Linked DNA regions of Mus musculus: region 2 is linked to region 1. The links are chromatin loops, found by intact Hi-C in ENCODE. Cell type or tissue: heart. All regions are shown on one strand.

Region 1 (8,000 bases):
AAGCTTGAACTTCATGTGGGTCCTGAACAACTGGAGCAGAGTGGGAGTTATCCCAAAAGCTGTTCCTGTATGTGGGATATGTTCTTCTAGCTGGGCTGCCTTGTCTGGCGTCAGTGAAAATGATGCACCTAGCCCCACAGAGACTTTATGTCCCAGGGTGGGGAGATACCCAGGAGGCTCCATCTGCACAGAGGAGAAGGGGAGAAAGGAATGGGGGAAGGATTAGAGGAAGGAGTGACCAGGAGGGGGACAGTAAGCTGTAGGTAAAGTGAATAAGTATGTATAAATAAATAAATAAATAAATAAATAAATAAATGAAATGAAAATATGTTATCACTAGTCATTAGGGTAGTACAAATTAAAATAAAAATAATAAATTTTGTCAACAGTTAGGAATGACAGAAAATAAACTGGATTTCTTATCCACTGTTGATGGGAGTGTAAGATGGCACAATCATTTCACACAGAATTTAAAATTAAAATTAAATATATGCCTATTATTTGCTCTCTGGTCCCATTCTCAATTTTTAACAAAAAACAATGAATTCATTTATAAACACAAAATTACATGTGAATATCTATAGAAGTTATTTTTTTATAATAGACAAAACTGAAAGCATCCCAGAAGTCATGATGAGAGGATTGTGTTTAAATACTGATGTGTGTTCATAATGATGACATAATCCTCCTTTATAAAATAATAAAATAATTGATTTTTCTAGAACATACAACTAAAGGTATGCTGAATAAAATAACTCAAACAAAAAATGACACGTGATATATATATATATATATATATATATATATATATATATATATTGCATTCTTATAAAATTCTACAAAGTAATCTGTAGTTACATCAAGCAGATCAACGGCTACCGAGGGAGGATGAAGAGTCACTCTTTTCAAAAGAATGGCAGGGAGAAATCGCAGAGGCGGAAAAAAAAAACTTTTGGAGATAATAAAAGTGTCTCTTGCTTTGTTGATGGTTGTAAAGTTCAATGCATTTGTTCATATGTTAAAATAACCATTATGCTTTCTTGTTTCTTTTCCATAAGACAGGCTCTAATGTGTAATGCTATTGCCTGGAACTTAACCATTTACATTTTAAATATATACTATTAAATGGATGTCAATTACCTCTCACCAGAACTCTTGAAAATTGATACCAGTGTTTGGCAAAGCATATTGTACATATGTAATTGAGATTCAGTACAGAGATATCTGAGAAGAGCTTTTGCAATAAAAACTCTTCAAATTATGAATTTCTATTCACGGATAAACAGTTGCTGTCCAACACTGAACAAAAATCACAGGGTAGAACATTGGGAAGGCTACATACGCTGGCCCCCGATAGCTCACCACTGTCATCTCAGATGAAACCTGGTTAGCCATGGGAGACATCATAACCAGTTACCTTCAAGCCTACTTTGACTGAAACTCTGCCTCTGAGTGACTGAAAACTTTGACTATCAACTTGGGGAAAGGTTATGGGAGGGATTTAAGAGAGGGTTTCTAGGGGAGAACCAGGGAAGAAAAATTAAATTCTACTTCTGTTAATATTTCAAAAGTGCTAGTGAATACAGGACAACAGGAATGTTCTTACACTGCTGTTGAAACCAAGATGGTCTCATCGGTCCACAAAACAGTTTGTCCGTTTCTTACAGTCAATTATGCATGTGCTATATGAACCAGTCATTCTACTTTTAGATATTTACTCTAGAGAAATTTTTAAAAAATCATACCAATGAGCTACATATGAACATTTGTATTTAACTTATATTTAGTTGTCCCAAAATGGAGAAAATATCTTTTACTGGATGAATGACTGAATGAATGAATGACTGACTGAATGAATGAATGAATGAATGAATAAGCAAAATGTGGTGGTTCTTATAAAACAATGTTCCTCAGCAATAATGAATTATTGATATGTTCAATTAAAAAGGATAAATCTCAAATTCATTATGCTATTGGAGGGAATCCAGACTCAGTTATATGATTCTATTTTAGGCCTGATCTTGAAAAGACAAAGTATAAGGACAGAAAAATAATCAATGGTTGCCAGGGATATGGGTGAAGGAAGAGTAGTTACAAAGAGACATCATGGGATGAGAATTGAGGAAAGATAAAAACTATATATCATACTTTGGTGATGAAAAATCATGTCCAGAATTGATTGTGCTCCCATGCATGTACACACACACACACACACACACACACAAGGGGGGAGGGAAAATTAAGTTTTATGTTATGTAAATTCAAACATAAAACAGAACAAAGCATACTAAAATAAAGATAAAATTGGCATATTTGGTCTGAATTGGTAAACAGAAAAAGAGACAATTTTATGTGTGTGTGTGTGTGTGTGTGTGTGTGTGTGTGTGTGTGTGTGTGTGTGTGTGTGTGAGACAGAGACAGAGAGAGAGTTGCTTGTATGAATACATGTGTGTCTCTGAGTGTGTATAGTTGCACAAACACGTGTGCACGTGCATATGTGTGTTAAAAGACAATCTCAGACAATTGTTCCTCACACATCATCTGCTTTTCTCTGGAGAACCTCTCACTGTCCTGAAGATTCTTGGCTGGCCAAGAAACCCTGTGAATCCACAAGCCTACCTGTCACTGTCTTTTCGGAGGTGGGATTAAACACATGCGCCACTGCATCGGACTTTTCATTTTCAGTGTGCGTTCTGCAGACCAAACTCTGGTCCTTGTGCTTGGAAGACAGTCTTCTAAGTTCTCTATCTAACCCTGATACAAAAAGTTTTGACTTGGAGGGCCAAACCGGACACCTTTCCTTCATTAGAAAGACACTCTATGACTGAACTAAACCCCTTTCCCTAATTTTTAATAGAATAGTAAACTATGGTCTCATATGTTTGAGGTAAAGTAGAGATGGGAGGAATAGGCAGAGGCAAAAGCATCGACACTGAAAGATGGTGGCAGGGAGCTTTTGCAGTGCTCTAGGCATATTGCGACAAGTTCTTTACTATGATGGCCATACAGAGGGAAGAGTCTGAGGATATCAGGAAGATGAAAAGGGGAAGCGAGGCATCAAAAGTTAGTCAAGGTTAAACAGGCAGAAAACGAGCAATCCGATAGAAAAGTCCAAAGAATGAGTAAGTCTATAGTTCTAGCTCTCTGAGACTGGGGATGACTTGGTATGCTTTAGTCACAAACCTATAGACGTTATTTGAAACTTCCGGGATAGACAAGCTCCCAAATTAGTAGAAAAGAAAGGGGAATAAAGAGAAAGGACAAAGAGGACAGAACCCTAATTACGGAGGAAAGCTTCTATTCTCCAAACTCACTACAAGCTGCTCAGCTCGCTTCCCTAAGTAAACGGAATGGAAAGATGTAATACCCAGGATAAGGCCCTTGGCTCTGAGGCTAGTGAGGAAGATGCCCTATTAGGAAAACACTTAGAAAAATCTATTAAACAATACGCTCCAAGTGAGCCAGGAGCCACTGCCAAGATAAAGTTACTTATCACCTCCCACTGTGACACATTTTCCAGGAATACTTGCTACAGCCTTCGCGCCTGTCCTTGCAATCTTGTGCTATAATAGTGTTGAAAGTATAAAGCTTGAAAACTTTAAACGTCATCATTCTCAGAGCCTTATCCTTTTCATATATCATTTTCATATCATTATATCTTCCTATTCTGGAATAGGAACTTTGACATTCCCCTCCAAGTTAGCACAATTCAGGTAATGAAGAATGACGCACCCTCTGTTGACTTATGCTTGAACAAATTGTCTTTTAAAGATACTTATTTTATTAACTAAATCAGTGTTTACCCCTATAAAACTTAGGCTACATTTTTTTCAAATTTAATTTTATTTCTTTTACTTATTCACTTTATATCCTGCTCACTGCCCCCTCCCAGTCACCCACTCCCCAAATCCTTCCTCCTCCTCTCCCCTTTTTCTCTGAGCAGATGCCCCCCCCCCCAGGTATACCGCCCCCACCTCAATCCTGGCACTTCAAGTCTCTGCTAGACCAGGCACTTCCTCTCCCATTGAGGCCAGACAAGGCAGCCCAGCTAGAAGAACATATCCTACATACAGGCAACAGCTTTTGGAATAGCCTTCATTTTAGTTGCTCAAAACCCACATGAAGGCCAAGCTGTGCATATGTGTAGAGAGGGCTAGGTCCACAGCCCTGTATATTTTTGGTTTGTGAGTTAGACTCTGAGAGTTCTAAAGGTCCAGATTAATTGACTCTGGTGGTCTTCTTGTGGCATTTCTATCCCCTTCAGGGCTCACAATCCTTCCTCCCATTCTTCTATAAGAATCCCCAAGCTCAATCCACTGATTGGCTGTGGGCATCTATATCTGTCTGAGTCAGCTGCTGGGTGGAGCCTCTCAGAGGACAACATGCTCCTGTCTGCAAGCATAACCTGTCATTAATAGTGTCAGGGATTGGTGCTTGCCCATGGGATGGGCTTCAAGTTAGACAGGTTATCGGTTGTAGGCTACATTTTTTAAGACACCATAGAGTCAAAAGAAGTTATTAAATCAACAAATGAAGAAAAAAATTCTACAGTAAGATGAGCTGAACATTGATGTTGCAGTCATCTTTTCTCCTATCTGAAGCTGTAAAGTGTATAAAAGAGTGAGGATTAATAAGTAACTAGATTCTACTTTCAGTTCTGCAGGCTTTTGCCCTTGGTTTACTTTCTGACCTCAGTAGATGGTAGGATATGCTAATGAGTTACACGATGAGGTTTCTTGTGGCTGATGTTATTCGAACAAAGGAAGGTAGTGCTCATCAGATAAAGTATTGTGCGGTGGAGGCATGGAGATGTGCCTGCTTCACTGCTTAACTTAGTCTAAAGTCACCTTAAGTAAGGGATAACTTTAGGTAAGATATCCCTTAACTAAAGACAAGCAATAGGAAAAGCGCCATCAAATAGTGACATCTTTAAACTAATCCTTGAGCCTTCCTTGAAAAACAAACTAGTAACTGCATAGTTAGCAGGAAAGAAACTTGAAAAGACTCCATTATAAATTCATACTGGACCAAACTCTTTATTGCTTTTACTGGGAACAGAAAAGAGTAAGGAGAGGTATCATCCCCTGCAGGAAGGAAGTTTAAAGAAATACCAAAACCACAACCGTCTACTTAGGATACCTGCTTAAGCTCCTTGGATACTTTCTCTAGCTCCTCCATTGGGGGCCCTGTGATCCATCCAATAGTTGACTGTGAGCATCCACTTCTGTGTTTGCTAGGCCCCGGCATAGTCTCACAAAGAGATCTGCAACCCTGTAGGTGCAACATTATGAACTAACCAGTACCCTGGAGCTCTTGACTCTAGCTGCATATGTATCAAAAGATGGCCTAGTCAGCCATCACTGGAAAGAGAGGCCCATTGGACAGGCAAACTTTATATGCCCCAGTACAGGGGAACGCCAGGGCCAAAAAATGGGAATGGGTGAGTAGGGGAGTGGGAGGGAGGGTGTAGGGGACTTTTGGGATAGCATTGGAAATGTAATTGAGGAAAATACGTAATTTTAAAAAAAGATACCTGCTTAAATACAATTTTTAAAAATCAAAGCATCACATTTTTACATAAAGACAGTATCAACTATCACAACCTGAACTTCATTTTAGAGTCTTGCTTACTTTAAAGGTTATCTTCAAGCTCTCTAAGAAGACTCTCTCTGACTTTCCCATCATTTCCCTTTGATATGTCTACCGCAATTTAACCATTCTCTCTTTTATGCTATATGTCTTTCCTATCTCTTCTTCTGCTCAAAATGTGAATGCTTTTAAATCACTACTGAATCCCTGTAATTCGGGCATTCTATGAGTTCCATGTTTATCCATTATATGAGCAGATTTTATGAGATCCATGTGTTAACGACTTGGATCTCATGGTGGGCTTAGTTGGGGTTCTTATTGCTGTAGTGGAACACCATAACTAAAAGGCAAACTGGGGAGGAAAGCGTTTGTTTGGTTCACATTTCCATTTCACTATTCGTTATCCAAGGAAGTCAGAACAGGAACTCAAACAAGGGCAGGAACCTGGAGGTAGGAGCTGGTGCAGAGGCCATGGAGGGTGCTACATACTGACTTTCTCCTCAGGACTTGCTAATCCTCCTTTCTTATGCAATCTGGGACCACCAGCCCAGGGATAACATTACCAACAATAGGCTGGGTCTTCCCTCATTGGTCACTAAAGAAGAAAATGCCCTATAGTCTTCTCTACCACCCAATCTTATGGAGGCATTTTCTCAATTAAGGTTCCCTCCTCTCAGATGACACTATCATGTGTCAAGTTGACATAAAACTCTCCAGCATGGAAGCTATAGAAGTAAGGCAACCTTCAGTAAATAGGCCCTAATAGAAGGGTCTATTAATCACTAAGAACGTGCCTTTGAAAGAGATCAAAGGATCCCAGTCTCTTCTATTTCTTCCTCACTGATGAGTTTGAGCTGACATGTTTTCCATTTTATGTTGTCTCATCAGAGCAATGTGTATCCCCAATCTCCCACCCAGAGACTTTATTGGACCAGTAACGCTGTAACTTCAAGCCAAGTAAACCTTTCTTCCTTTCTACCTAATTATCTCAAGTATTTCAATATATAAACACAAAGTTTACTGTCAAATTGAAATACGAAATTTGGAAATATCAGAAATTCCAATTAATTGTACCTTGACAACCTACATATTTATCAATTTTATGCTTCTGTGTTAAAAAACCAACCAAACAAACAAAAACAACAAAACAAAACAAAACAAAAAAACATCTCTGAGCCTCAATTCCCAGTCTGTGCAATGAGAATGAGCACATTCTTTTACAGAGCTTTGAATTACTTTCAAAGAGCTTTGGAAGCTAATTGGTTTTATGAGAGAAGTCAAACAGGATGGTCATTTGTTCATTTGAAGCAAAGAAGTTGAAGAAAGAAGAGAAAAAAAAATATTACATCATCAAAACACATCCAGGAAAATCAGCAAGAACACTGTTTGGGGAACAGAAAGTAGGTCAGTGTGACTTCATATAAACAGAGATGACCATCAAAGGATGAGTCAGCAAACACAGTAAGCAGCATTTAGAGGACAGACTAGGAGATCCTCGTTTGATATTCTATCCCAAGAGGCTTAGCTCCACAAAGAAACTGATGGCAGGCCTGGGTTACCCTTAATTCAGCAAGCAGGAGCCTCCACGGTGTGTAGGTCTACTCGTGGTGTCTATGAGGTAAGCCAAATTTTTCTACAGGGAAAACACTACAGACCATTAAGCCTTTGAATATTTACTTTTACCTTATTTCTAATGCATCATAGGATGAAATTGCAAGAGGAAATTATAGAAAATATAGAAAGAAATCCCTAAGATACTGGGGAAGTAGACTATTTAATATTTTGAAAGAAACCATGAGAGACCTAGAAGTTCCTGAGAGGGCTCTTTGTATTAGAACTATAAGATGTGAGCAATGCAATGCATGAGCAGTACAAGCATCGTAACATTTAAGATAACATCATGGGTATCTCATCATCGGCCCAAATGTTTGTATCTTTCCATAAATCACTACTTCTGCCCAGGCATTCCTCTGATCTCATAGATGACTTTCTTGACCTTCTCCACACAGAATTAAAGAAAAGGGAAAGGAGAGGGGAAAGGAGAGGAGAAGGAGGAAGGAAAGAAAGAAAGAAAGAAAGAAAGAAAGAAAGAAAGAAAGAAAGAAAGAAAGAAAGAAAGAAAGAAAGAAAGAAAGAAAGAAAAGTAAGGAGTGTGAGAGGAGGGAGGAGAGGGGAGAGATACCTCACTGCTCATTCATTCTATCCTTACTATCTCAGAAAAGGCAAACAGTACAAGTTCAAAAGGCATTACCAAACAAAAACGGAGAAAATATGTAAAAAATGAAGTAAGGGATCACTAACCCTGAAAACCCTGCATTGTGGGAAGAAAATATGTATTATCAATTTGTCACTCAGCACATGAATTAACTTTACAGTGATGTTATCTCAATCAGGGTCCCCATGGGACACAG
Region 2 (8,000 bases), 130 kb after region 1:
TGAGTCCAACACGGTTCCATCTCAGAGAGAAGTGGCTTTCTAGTTCTCCACCGGGACGGAGGGGCCAGACAGCGAGCGGTGAATTTTGGGTTCTTTAGTTTAGCTTAGTTTCTTTTTTCCAACTTTCTCTATTTCCTTTGCTTTTCTTAAAGAGATTAGAATTATCCAGCTGTGTCTGATATTTCAAGAATGAAGTAGTAGAACCAAAGCAAAGGAATTTAGGTTGGAATCCCTGTGACTTAACAGGCTGGCTTTAAAAACAAAAACAAAAACAAAACAACAACAAAAAAAAATGACTCTTCCTAATACAATGGAGACCCTCTAAACGAATAGAAGGGCCCAGAGGCAATGGACCAATGTGTGTGCCTGACTATCTCATTGGACCTTTGTCTAAAGCTGTGCGTGTGAATATTCAGCTCTGCACAGAACAACCTGGGTGGTTGGGAGAGGGGTTCCTTGGAGAGAGAACTCTCTCTTTGGGATTTGAACCTGATACATTAGACCACTCAGCCCTCTTGATAGCATAGTTTTGATACATTAGACCACTCAGCCCTCTTGATAGCATAGTTTTGGGTTTGAAAAGCCCATGTTCGGTAGGATTAAAAGGCAAGATTCTAAGAAATGAACATAGCAAAATTTGTAAAATATTCGTGGAGAAAATGTTTGAAGTATTGTATAAAACAACGGAAGAAGACGCGGGGAAGGCAGAAAGGCATGTCCTTGAGTCAAGGTGCACGGAACAGTGACTTTCCTGGAAAGCCCTCCCCCACTCTAGGAGATGCACTACTGTCCTTTGTCTCTCCTGAGAGCTCTTTCTGCTTGTTTGTTTGTTTGTTCTTTTTTTTGGTTTTTGCTTTTGAGACAAGGTCTTTCTATATCTCTGGCTGTCCTGGAGCTTTCTGTGTAGACCAGGCTGGCCTTGAACTACATCCACCTCTGCCTCCCAAGTGCTAGGATTCAATGTATACATCACCATCCCTGCTTCCCTCCAGCTCTTAGTGCCCAAGTTTAAATCTACATACAATACAATGAATAATAATTATCTCAATTATAATTTATATAATTAACATGATCTCATTTACGCAACCACAGGATTTTTTTATATTAAGCAAGCTATTTCCAAATTTTACATATAAAATAAATATATAAAAATCACAAGACTGATGTGCTCTATTCCCCCACCCCAGCCCCAATCCCCAACCCTAATTCCCAACCCCTACCCTAACCCCAACTACAGCCCCCACCCCCACCCCCCACCGGCCATAGGCCCTTTCTATCATCCCGGTTTTTACCAACCCACAATGTTTAACACATGACTTTAAAAACTCAATTCTTGCAAAAAAAAAATCATACCTAGCCAAAGTCCAATAAAAAGTTATGGGGGAATGCTCAGCCCAACTCTGACAGCTAGAACACACTACCCAAGACTCAGAGAACATGACAGAAGGGACAAAAAGAAGGTAATAACCAAAAATGGTGAGCTGTGTCACAGAAAGATGTCTTCTATCCACAATGAAGCTGTTGCACACACAGACTACGTGCAGCAGTGTTTAACTGCACACAGCCTGCATAAGATTGGGCTCCTGGAGATTTCATCATGGATGAGGGAGGTGCCATGAGGCCCCACCTCTCCCAAAGGGACTGTGCCAGTGCTTGTTGGGGGAGGGGTATCTCTTTCTTCAGTGTAACCCCGATAAAGTGCTCTCGTTCCATTGAATAACTTCCCACCCACACTTGGGCAAGTAGCTGGAATTGAACCCAATGGGCCTCAAACCGAAAGAAGACATGAGAGGCGGGAACTTGTGAGGTGGCAGGATGCAGGTGGGAGATGGACAGGAATGAGAGAAGGAAGTGAGGTAGTGAAAAATGAGTAAAATTCATTATATAAATGGATGAAACTGTCAAGCAATTAAACAGAGAAAAAATACATTAGGACAATTCCGAAAAGGAGAGGTAAAATTAGACTTAATAGATATTTAAAACTTATTACAAAGCTACAATTCAATCTGTACCTACACATGACTGAAGAAGGAACCGAGTGGAGCATAATATGTACAATATCCCTACAAAAAGCTTAGAAATGGGCCCAAATACCTACCGGGATTCAATGAAGAATGGCAGTTATAAATTGTGAAGGAAAGATGGATTTGTAAGTGGTATTTGGAAACTAGTTATTTGTGATCTGCAAAACAAATTTTCTCTATCTGTGACATCTTTGTGCAAGCCAGATTTCAAATGGACCCATAGCAAAGTACAAGAAATGAAATGTTAAACATTACAAAAGGAACCATGGTGGGTGTAGAACCTTGGATCTGGAGAAACTGCTCGGTGGTTAAGAACACTTACTACATTTCAGAGATCCCGAGTTTGTGTCCTGGTACCCACGCCAGGATGATGTTCGCAGCTACCTGTAACTTCAGCTCTGGGAACCAGACATCCTCTTCTGGCCTCTGGGGACACAGGACACACTCAGGATATACATACATACACATAAATAAAAACAAATATTTTCAAAAGCAACATATAATAATATGTTATCGGATACTTTCTATGCAGGATTCAAAACCTAAAGACATAATAGAAAACATAAAAACAGGTATGAGCTATGTGAAAGAAAAAATCCTGCAAATGAAAAGCAATGTCCGCAAAGTATAAAGACAAATGATAGATTTGGAAAATGTGCTTTTAACTCGTATCATAAAAGAAATCAAGTAAGGGATGAAACTATTCACACAGCAAAGCCATCCATCCAACCAGGGGGGAAAGTGGAAAATATTACAAATAAACGATTCATCAAAAAGGAAATGAAATGAGAGAAATGCAAATAAGCACCACACTGAAATCTCATTTTTCATCTATCAGATAGGCAAGGAGCCAAAGTGTTTATTGCACAATCTGTTGGCAAATATATTGGGAACAAGCGTTCTCATGTATGTAAGGAAGGAAAGGTATTGGCTAAACTCTCTGGAGTGTGATTTTGAAATGCCTATCATAGCTACAAATATTCACACTCTTTGGCCAGACATACATTCCAAGATCATCTCACAGATTTACCCATATGCCCTTGTAGAGAACATGAAAGCACAGAGAGATAGATATACCTCTTTCTTTATAGCAGACTCCTGGATCCAGATTAATGTTTTTCAATAGAGTCTGATGAAACTGCCAACTCTGCGATCCCAAAACATACACCCACACCAACACCCACATACAGAGAGACAGAGAGAGTCAGATCGGCAGATAGACACACAGACAGGCAGAAATAGAGACAGAGAGACATGTGACCCTACATCTCAAATTTCAGGACAGTGTGATACATGCTTACAATTGTCTATCAAATTGCCTTTTATTCTCAGAAGTTCTCTATCTATACAATAAGAACATGGTTGTTGCAATGGATGGAATATTTATATCCCAGGTAAATTCATATGTTGAAATCTGGTCTTTGGATAGACAGGATCATGGTGGGATTTGTGACCTTACCCAAAGGACTCTAGAAGGTTCTTAAAACTCTTCTGCTATGTGGGAATACATTAAGCACCCAGCACCCTGAATCCTAAGAGAAAGTTCACCAGAATCTAGCCCTGTTTGCACTCTGATCTTGACCTTCCAGCCTCCAGGACTATGAGAAATAACGTCATTGTTTAAACAAGCCATGCAGTCTATAGCTCTTGTTATCAGCACATAAAGGTGAGTAACATAGTCACCCAAGATTTGTTTCTTCTTGGAAGTAAGGTATGGCATCAGAGCAGGCATGGCAGGGAATATGAGCCTAGAAGAGAGGGGGGAGGGGGGAAAGCAACCTGTTGCCTCTTGGTTCTCCATTGGCCCTATGGAAGCTATGAACTATACCCTGTAAGTGTCTGAGTCAGACAGCCTAGCTTCTAGTATGAATAAGTTATATGGTCATGGACAGTTCCCTATCCTCTTTCTTCATCTGGGCCCTCACCTATAAAACAGTCCCATTATACCAATCTCACTTGTTTATTATATAGATTAAGTGATGTGATCAGAGTCTTGCAAGGCACGATGGGTACCATAGGATCACTGTGATTCCTGAGGCTTCTGTGTGGCTACAAGGAGACGGTGGCAAAATCAACTCATAGTGAAAGGTGTTAACTGCCAAAAGTAGTTGGCTATGGGGTTTTATATAAAGTATATCTACTCATTCAACAACATTATGTTGAACATTTATATTTAAGGCTCTGGATTGAGGTTGACAGGTAATAAAATTATTATTTATTTTGTAGACAATATATGTAGTGATCAACAATGAAACCAAATACTGTCACAAACCGTTTCCAAAACCCACAGAGCATTTCTAATTTAAGTAAAAGCATGAGGTGGATTTCAAAGTGAAGGAGTACACATAAACTCAGATATGGACATGATAATATCATCTGAGATGCCAGTGACACCTGGGCCGCACAAAGACAGTCTTTTGTTCGTAAAATTAAATCCACGTCACTTAAACAGGACACCATTGTGGTTTCTGTCACCTTAATCATTACAAGCACCATGAACCTGAGCTGTGTCTGCACTACGTAAAGCGAGTCATGCACAAAACACATCAGTAGGACATGTCATCGTTGAGCCATCTCAATTACATCTCAAGGTTCGTCCCCACAAGTTCATGCTTCAGACTGTGGAAAACCATGTGAAGGTTATTTTAAAAATCATTTTTGTAAACAGACAAAAACTAAGATAAGGCTACAATAGAGCATGCATGTATTCATTTTCTTATGTGTTAACATTTGTTTTTTCTCTTTGGCGTTTTGAGACATGGTCTTGTGTAGCCCAGGCTAGCCTCAGACACTACTTACAGCTGGAAATAACCTTTAGCTTCTAGTCTGCCCACATTTACTTCCTGCATACTGGGATTGCAGATGTGGGCCACTACATCTGGTTTATGCTGCTCTGGGGATCAACTCAGAGCTTCCAGCATGCGGGGTATCTTAGGGTTTCTATTCCTGCACAAACATCATGACCAAGAAGCAAGTTGGGGAGGAAAGGGTTTATTCAGCTTACACTTCCATACTGCTGTTCCTCACCAAAGGAAGTCAGGACTGGAACTCAAGGAGGTCAGAAAGCAGGAGCTGATGCAGAGGTCATGGAGGGATGTTCCTTACTGGCTTCTTCCCCTGGCTTGCTCAGCTCGCTTTCTTATAGAGCCCAAGACTACCAGCCCAGGGATGGCACCACCCACAAGGGGCTGGGCCCTCCTGCCTTGATCACTAACTGAGAAAATGCCTTACTGAGGCATTTCCTCAAGGGAGGTTCCTTTCTCTGTGGTAACTCCAGCTTGTGTCAAGTTGACACACAAAACCAGCCAACACACTGGGCAAGCGCTCTGCCAACCGAGCTACCTCCCCAGCTGGGTGTGTTAGCTATGGATCCAGTGCCTCACCACACATGCTGAGTAAGGACCCAACCACTGAACTGCCTCAGCTCACATTCGGGCATACAAACATTAATTAAATTCAAGGGAATTTACTGGAAGTTTGGTTTCCAATAGATCTGTTTATCTCTTGAATCTTTCACAACCTAACAGGACAAAAAACTATGACTCCAGGGCAGTCACGAATAATGAACTCAAAGGAAGCACATTGACCTCACGTGGTTAAGAGCAAGACCCTTGGCACTGGTGTACACGAGGTTTAAAGCCGGTTCGGCCACTTTCTATCTGTGACCTGGAGCAGGTCCCTAAACTTTCTGTCCATGAACTCTTCTTATTTAGAAAGATCTCAATGGACATCTGCTTTAAGTGGAGGCTGACTGAAAGGCAGCTGTAGCCACGTAGGACTAATGAAAGTTCAGGCACTATTCGGGCATCCTTAGTATTTGTCTAGATTTAAATGCAGGCCACCTATTGTTTCTAGGGTGGTTACAGCTTTCTTCACCTGGAATATCAACACTCTGTAATTTTCCTTTGATGGGATAGTGAGCATTTTCTGAAATATATGTTTAAATTTAAATAAATAAATAAATAAATAAATAAATAAATAAATAAAGACAGGCAGACAGACAGACTTAGGATGGTGTTGCTAGCCAGAATATAAACTAACTGCCCTCGGCCAGCCACAGAGCCAAGTCTTTGTTCAGGTAATTTCCAGACTTCCTATTTAGGCAAGGCCCTGATGTTGAAGACATAACTTTTTATAATCCTGCTCTGAGGACACAGCTCGGGTGATGGAGCTATAAACAGACACCATTCCTTGCCACAGAAACTCGTTTCTCAGGATGAGAGCCCAGTCGGTGGGAACTCACTTGTAAAATGCCTTGGAAGTCCTCGCTCCCTATGGCATTAGCACCTCTGGGGCTATATACACTTCCTCTACAGTTACGTTCCAGACCCCAAGATCCACGGAGTTTATCTCTGTTTAGGGGCACTTGATTTGTGACTGTAGAATAGCCAACGGTGGAGGTTACTTCAAATAAGGGAAGGGGGGGAGGTCCCTTTACAAGATTAGCACTTAATACCCTTACTAAAGTGAGTCTCTGGGCTTTTAACATCCCGTGTTCTAAGTGGGGAAAGCGTGTTTGAGAATAAGAAGATTAGCTGAGAGCTGAACTCCAACGCAGGTATTTTTAGGAATCTTGGGTAGTATTTTAATGTCAGCTTAAGAAACAAAGTTATTTGTTTCTTCTAGTTGCTAGGCAACATGTTGGATCTGATTTGGTTTCCGGACATTTTTTTTTAAACAGTGCTGTGATTGTAACAATAAAACTGTACCATCCTCTTCTCAACTCGATATAAAAACCATTTAAGAATGGTTGGCTTTGATGAGAGGCACTGTTACTTAACAGGTTTTCTTTCCATTGTTTTCTGCATCCTTATTTCAGAATCCTGGAGCCACATAATGTAGTCTCAAAACAATAACTTACACTTCATGGTGCATTAGGCTCAATGTGGCCATACAATTCAAGTCCTCTGCTTTGCAGTCTTTCCTCAGAGCTTCTCTACACCATCATCTTTGTGTTCAAGAGTCAGGGACAGTAATGTGTTTTCTAAGAAAGCCATGAGGCGCAAGCTTAAGAGATTTTATTCCACAAGGTTAAAAATACATTCCATTGAAGCTTCTCTGTGTGTGTGTGTGTGTGAGAGAGAGAGAGAGAGAGAGAGAGAGAGAGAGAGAGAGAGAGAAAGAGAGAGAAAGAGAAAGAGAAAGAGAGAGAGAGAGATCTACATTATAGAAAGCAGACTTCAACAACACTAATCTAGACACCAAACATGGCTCTAAGAACAGGAGTGTGTCCCAGAACTGGGGCTTAGAAAATATTCTGACTAAGGAAACTGAGCCCTGGAAGAATACAAACTTTGAAAGAAAAGTCTCTGGATTGAGGAGGGTATGTGTGACAGGGATACTTAAATTTTTCTTGGTAGAGCTTTAGCTGTGTGTGAGTGGGCTTCTTGCAGAGATTTGCAGCCCTTCGGCCTTTTATGTCAGTGCAAAGGAGAACAAAAAGTAACAGAAGACAACAGTGGTAAAGACAGACACACAGAGAGAGAGAGAGACAGAGACAGAGACAGAGACAGAGACAGAGACAGAGACAGAGAGACAAAGGGAGACAGAGAGACAGAGAGTCGGAGGGGGAGGGGAAGGGGGCCTTTGCTGTAAAGTGTTTTTCTAAATCCGTCCTCAGCAACCACATTCTGAATTTGAACTCAGCTGGGCAATCTGTCATGGTGCTTGTCACCAGCTCATTTTTGGGTGCTCTGCCAACCCCCCTCTTCTCTGAGAGCTGCTTCTTCCAAACCCCAGCTTTTTATGAGACATGTCATTCCTCCTTGGCAGACAGCTAATTGGCTGAGAGGTGAACATCTGATTCTCATGCTGGTCCTATCAGAAATTCTCCCCGGAGAGTCTGAATAGTCCCAGCACCAACATCCCCCAAGAATTTCAAAGATGTGACTGTGTCTGATGACTTCTAGATGTACCTGAGCTGATGAGAAATATCAAAGAACCAGACTTTAAGAAAGAAGGCAAAGATAACTGACA

Evidence for each region. Peaks named below come from ENCODE experiments on the same cell type or tissue, not always from the same donor. Only the 100,000 strongest peaks of a DNase experiment are listed, where the experiment ranks them.
Region 2: it touches region 1 in a loop (2.3-fold over the local background); 6 of 42 quality-filtered maps call a loop at or near these places.

Annotation. Positions count from the first base shown.
Region 1 is chr10:107,937,014-107,945,013 of GRCm38, forward strand. No RefSeq gene overlaps it. Among named protein-coding and RNA genes, the nearest start is that of Gm29685, 5.6 kb to the right of the region's middle. In heart, no CTCF peak of the experiment used is centred here; a DNase peak (open chromatin) is centred at 3,458.
Region 2 is chr10:108,068,692-108,076,691 of GRCm38, forward strand. No RefSeq gene overlaps it. Among named protein-coding and RNA genes, the nearest start is that of Gm40754, 88 kb to the right of the region's middle. In heart, no CTCF peak of the experiment used is centred here; no DNase peak of the experiment used is centred here; H3K27ac peaks cover 346 bases.